Regions from separate parts of the Homo sapiens genome. Here region 1 is linked to region 2. Evidence: read pairs that join two places in POLR2A ChIA-PET (ENCODE). Cell type or tissue: A673. All regions are shown on one strand. Region 1 overlaps RHOA (ras homolog family member A). Region 2 overlaps NICN1 (nicolin 1, tubulin polyglutamylase complex subunit).

Region 1 (2,500 bases), 52 kb after region 2:
ATTACAAAATCATCTCATGTGTGAATTGAGATAGTTTTACTTCTTCCTTTCCAATTTGGATGTCTTTTATTTCATTTTCTTACCTTATTGCCCTGGCTAGGACCTCCAGTATCCTGCTGGATAGAAGTAGCAAGAACAGGCCAGGCGTGGTGGCTCACGCCTGTAATCCCAGCACTTTGGGAGGCTGAGGCAGGTGGATCACCTGAGGTCAGGAGTTCAAGACCAGCCTGGCCAACAAGGTGAAACCCCATCTCTATCAAAAATTAGCTGGATGTGGTGGTACGTGCCTGTAATCCCAGCTACTTGGGAGTCTGAGGCAGGAGAATTGCTTGAACCCGGGAGGCTGGAGGTTGCAGTGAACTGAGATTGGGCCAGTGCACTCCAGCCTGGGCGACAGAGTGAGACTCCGTCTCAAAAAAAAAAAGAAGTGGCAAGAACAGACATTCTTGTCTTGTTCCTGATCTTAGGGGGCAGACCTTTTTTTCAGTCTTTTACCATTAAGTATAATGTTAGTTACGAGTTTTTAATGTATAACCTTTTGGTGCCAGGTGGATCGGCGTACTAGAAGTTTGAATTTGAGTATGCTAATAGAGGTTTATGCCCCATGGTTACCAAAGCATGTGTCATCCTGTAAGCTACCTATGACTTCTTGTGCATTGCAGGTAATATCTGTGTTTTGTGTTTCAGCAATGGCTGCCATCCGGAAGAAACTGGTGATTGTTGGTGATGGAGCCTGTGGAAAGACATGCTTGCTCATAGTCTTCAGCAAGGACCAGTTCCCAGAGGTGTATGTGCCCACAGTGTTTGAGAACTATGTGGCAGATATCGAGGTGGATGGAAAGCAGGTGAGTATACTTTTCATAACAACTGATGCCATTTTCCATGTTAGAATATTTATGGAGCATGTAGAGAATTAGAGCTTTTTGCCTCTTCAGTATACCATATAACAAAAATGTTGGAAAGAAGAATCCATTCTCATCCTGCCATCTTAGTCCAAGTTTGTTCTTTTTTTTTTTTTGGAGACGGAGTCTCATTCTGTTGCCCAGGCTAGAGTGCAGTGGCTCGGTCTTGGCTCACTGCAACCTCTGCCTCCCAGGTTCAAGTGATTCTCCTGCCTCAGCCTCCCAAATAGCAGGGATTACAGGCATGTTGCCACCATGCTGAGCTCATTTTTCGTTTAGTAGAGATGGGGTTTCACCAGGCTGGTCTCAAACTTCTGACCTCGGGTGATCCACCCACCTCAGCCTCCCAAAGTGCTGGGATTACAGGAGTGAGCCACTGTGCCCAGCCTTCCCCCAGGTTTAAAGGATTCTCCTGCCTCAGCCTCCCCAGTAGCTGGGATTACGGGAATATGCCACCACACCTGGCTGATTTTTGTATTTTTAGTAGAAATGGGGTTTCACTACGTTGGCCAGGCTGGTCATGAACTCCTGACCGCAGGTGATTGGCTGTTTTTTCATTTTTAACTGCTACTCATCCAGACTTTGTTTACATTCATATGTATTTGACATGGTGTCCTTAGCATATGTGTTTTTTTTTTGTTTTGTTTTGTTGTTTGAGACAGAGTCTCGCTCTGTCGCCCAGGCTGGAGTGCAGTGGTACAATCTCAGCTCGCTGCAACCTCCACCTCCCGGGTTCAAGCAATTCTTTTGCCTCAGCCTCCAGAGTAGAGTAGCTGGGATTACAGGCGCACGCCGCCATGCCTGGCTAATACTTGTATTTTGTAAAGATGCAATTTTGCCATGTTGGCCAGGCTGGTCTCAAGCTCCTGACCTCAGATGATCCACCTGCCTCAGCCTCCCAAAGTGCTGGGATTACAGGCGTGAGCCACCTTGCCCAGCCATATGTGCTCTTTTCAAGTTTACGTATATTTGAAGTTTAGTTCATTGCCATATAGATAATGCTCAGATGAACTTCTTTGTATGCTTGGACTTTGACAAAAATTCTGTCAAAGTATTTAATCAGATGTCCCAGTATTAGATTACTAGTTCAAGCTCTGCCTCCTGGGTTCACGCTGTTCTCCTGCCTCATCCTCCCAAGTAGCTGGGACTACAGGTGTCCACCACCAGACTGGCTAATTTTTTGTATTTTTAGTAGAGACGGGGTTTCACCGTGTTAGCCAGGATGGTCTCGATCTCCTGATCTTGTGATCTGCCCGTCTCGGCCTCCCAAAGTGCTGGGATTACAGGCATGAGCCACTGTGCCCGGCCAAAAGATTTTTTTTTACTTTAACATAAAATAGCCTGCCACAGTTGTTTTATTTTATTGTCATTGATGGTGAGAACAGTGCTTCCCCATTTCTGTCCTAAAAGCCCTCTGGCAAGACTGGAACAAAGCTCTTGTGAAATTGGAGGGTTTTTTTGGGTTTTAATTTTGGTTTTGGTTTGTTTTTGTTTTTTTTTTTAATCTTCTGCTTCCTTTTGTTGTCTAAGTAATGCTTTGCTTGGCCTCTCATACTTTTTTTTTTTTCTCTTAAATAAAGAGACAGGGATTGTACTTT
Region 2 (2,500 bases):
TGCCCCACCTGTTTCTGTCTCTTTTTTTTTTTGAGATGGAGGTTCACTCTTGTTGCCCAGGCTGGAGTGCAGTGGCGCGATCTCGGCTCACTGCAACCTCCGCCTCCTGGGTTCAGGCAATTATCCTGCCTCAGCCTCCCAAGTAGCTGGGATTACAGGCACCCACCATCACGCCCGGCTAAATTTTTGTATTTTTAGTAGAAACGGGGTTTCACCATGTGGGACAGGCTGGTCTCGAACTTGTGACGTCAGGTGATCCACCCACGGCATGAGCCACCGTGCCCAGCCCTGTCTCTCTTGTCTCAGGAGCTTTGTGCTGTGGTGTGTGGTTCTCCCCCAAGCTGTTCCTTACCATCAAATGGGAAACTTAATTAAAGAGCCCAACCTTGGAAATCCTGACTTAGTAGACTAAGGTGAAGCCAGGACAATTTATTTGGTAACACATTTTCTTGGGTAATTCTGATGAGTATCCAATGACAAGATCCACTGCAGTAGTCAAGCTGAATCACTGGCTGTTCCAGTGGCACACCAGGTTCTCTCACCCTTTGGTAATTATTTGTATATGCTACTTTTACATTATCTACATTTCTTTTTTTTTTTTTTTTTTTCTGAGAGGTAGCCTCGTTTTGTCACCCAGGCTGGAGTACAGTGGCTTGATCTTGGCTCACTGCAACCTCCACCTCCTGGGTTCAAGCAATTCTCCTGCCTCAGCCTCCCGAGTAGCTGGGATTACAGGCATGCGCCACCACGCTCAGCTAATATTTTTGTATTTTTAGTAGAGATTGGGTTTCACTATGTTGGTCAGGCTGGTCTCGAACTCCTGAACTTAAATGATCCACCCGCCCCAGCCTCCCAAAGTGCTGGCATTACAGACAGATGTAAGCCACTGCACCCAGCCTACGTTTTCTACATCTCTTTTTTTTTTTTTTTGAGACCGTGTCTTGCTCTGTCGCGCCCAGGCTGGAGTGGAATGGCGCGATCTCAGCTCACTGCAAGCTCCGCCTCCTGGGTTCACGCCATTCTCCTGCCTCAGCCTCCCGAGTAGCTGGGACTACAGGTGCCCGCCACCAAGCCCGGCTAATTTTTTGTATTTTTAGTAGAGACGGGGTTTCACTGTGTTAGCCAGGATGGTCTCAATCTCCTGACCTTGTGATCCGCCCGCCTCGGCCTCCGAAAGTGCTGGGATTACAGGCTTGAGCCACCGTGCCCGGCCACGTTTTCTACATTTCTTAGTCCACTTGGTGAACTCTTCCTCCTTCAGGCCTCATATGTACATTTTCTGCCTCTTCCAGGGTTAGAGCGCTGCTCTCTAGCAGCATCTTGGACGTGTGGCAAGATCTGCAGTCGTGGTTTGTTTCCAGGACCTACTCATTTAGACTGTGAGCACCTTTAGGAAGGCAGAATTGTCTTTGGGCCCTAGTGATACTTGTTGAAATTGTTAGTTTAGTAGAAGAGTACATTGAAAGGGGAAGAGGCAGGTGGATCACCTAAGGTCAGGAATTTGAGAGCATCCTGGCCAACATGGTGAAATTCTGTCTCTACTAAAAGTACAAAACAATTAGCTGGGCGTGGTGGCACGTACCTGTAGTCCCGGCTACTAGGGAGGCTGAGGCAGGAGAATCGCTTGAACCTGGGAGGTGGAGGTTGCAGTGAGCTGAGATCACGCTACTGCACTCCAGCCTGGGCAAAAGAGCAAGATTTCCTCTCAAAAAAAAAAAAAAAAGAAAAGGTGGGGAGAAGGAAGAGGTGGCACCTTTGATCTTTGAGCTTTTCAGGCCCCTGGGCCTGGGTCTGACTTGTTGTAATGGGTTGTATGTGTTCTAGTTGCAGGAAATCACGTTTAAGAATTACTACACAGCTTTTTTGAGCATCCGTGTCCGTCAGTACACCTCAGCACACACACCTGCCAAGTGGGTGACCTGCCTGCGGGACTACTGCCTAATGCCTGACCCACACAGTGAGGAGGGAGCCCAGGAGTATGTATCGCTGTTCAAGCATCAGGTCAGCTGGGCCTCAGGATGGCCAGGGCAGCCCAGATGAGGACTTACCAGAGGTGGGGGGATTGGATCAATATACCAAGAGGGAAGAGGGGGCCAGTCTGGCCTGAACTGTGACTTCCAGGGAAGTGCCTTGGAGGGACTACTGTTCCTTCCTTCCCAAGGCCTGTGGGGTGGGCAGCATTCTGGCTCATTGCTGGTTGGGAGGCTTCTGGGCAGTGAGCTGGATCCTTGCTGGGTCCTTGTGTGTGTGTGTCAGATGCTGTGTGACATGGCTAGAATATCGGAGCTACGCCTGATTCTGCGGCAGCCATCACCACTGTGGCTGTCTTTCACAGTGGAGGAGCTGCAGATCTATCAGCAGGGACCAAAGGTAAGTGACTAGCTCAGCTGCTGGCTGGCCCTTTCCCCAGAAAGCTTCTATGACTGGGAAAGCTAGGTGGTGGGGTGGGTAATGGGTGAAGATTGTGAATGGGGCCTTCATGGAGGTTAGCTGGGTGTGA

Evidence for each region. ChIA-PET counts read pairs that join two places held together with the same protein. Peaks named below come from ENCODE experiments on the same cell type or tissue, not always from the same donor. Only the 100,000 strongest peaks of a DNase experiment are listed, where the experiment ranks them.
Region 1: POLR2A ChIA-PET joins it to region 2 with 10 read pairs; 22 of 35 experiments call an interaction of 5 or more read pairs at or near these places.

Annotation. Positions count from the first base shown.
Region 1 is chr3:49,373,779-49,376,278 of GRCh38, reverse strand. It overlaps RHOA (ras homolog family member A), which reads left to right. Exons shown (of 5, transcript NM_001664.4): 2 at 688-845. The coding sequence starts at 690. Among named protein-coding and RNA genes, the nearest start is that of GPX1, 17 kb to the right of the region's middle. In A673, no CTCF peak of the experiment used is centred here; no DNase peak of the experiment used is centred here.
Region 2 is chr3:49,425,753-49,428,252 of GRCh38, reverse strand. NICN1 (nicolin 1, tubulin polyglutamylase complex subunit) reads left to right here. Exons shown (of 6, transcript NM_032316.3): 2 at 1,825-2,001; 3 at 2,257-2,370. Among named protein-coding and RNA genes, the nearest start is that of NICN1, 2.3 kb to the left of the region's middle. In A673, no CTCF peak of the experiment used is centred here; no DNase peak of the experiment used is centred here.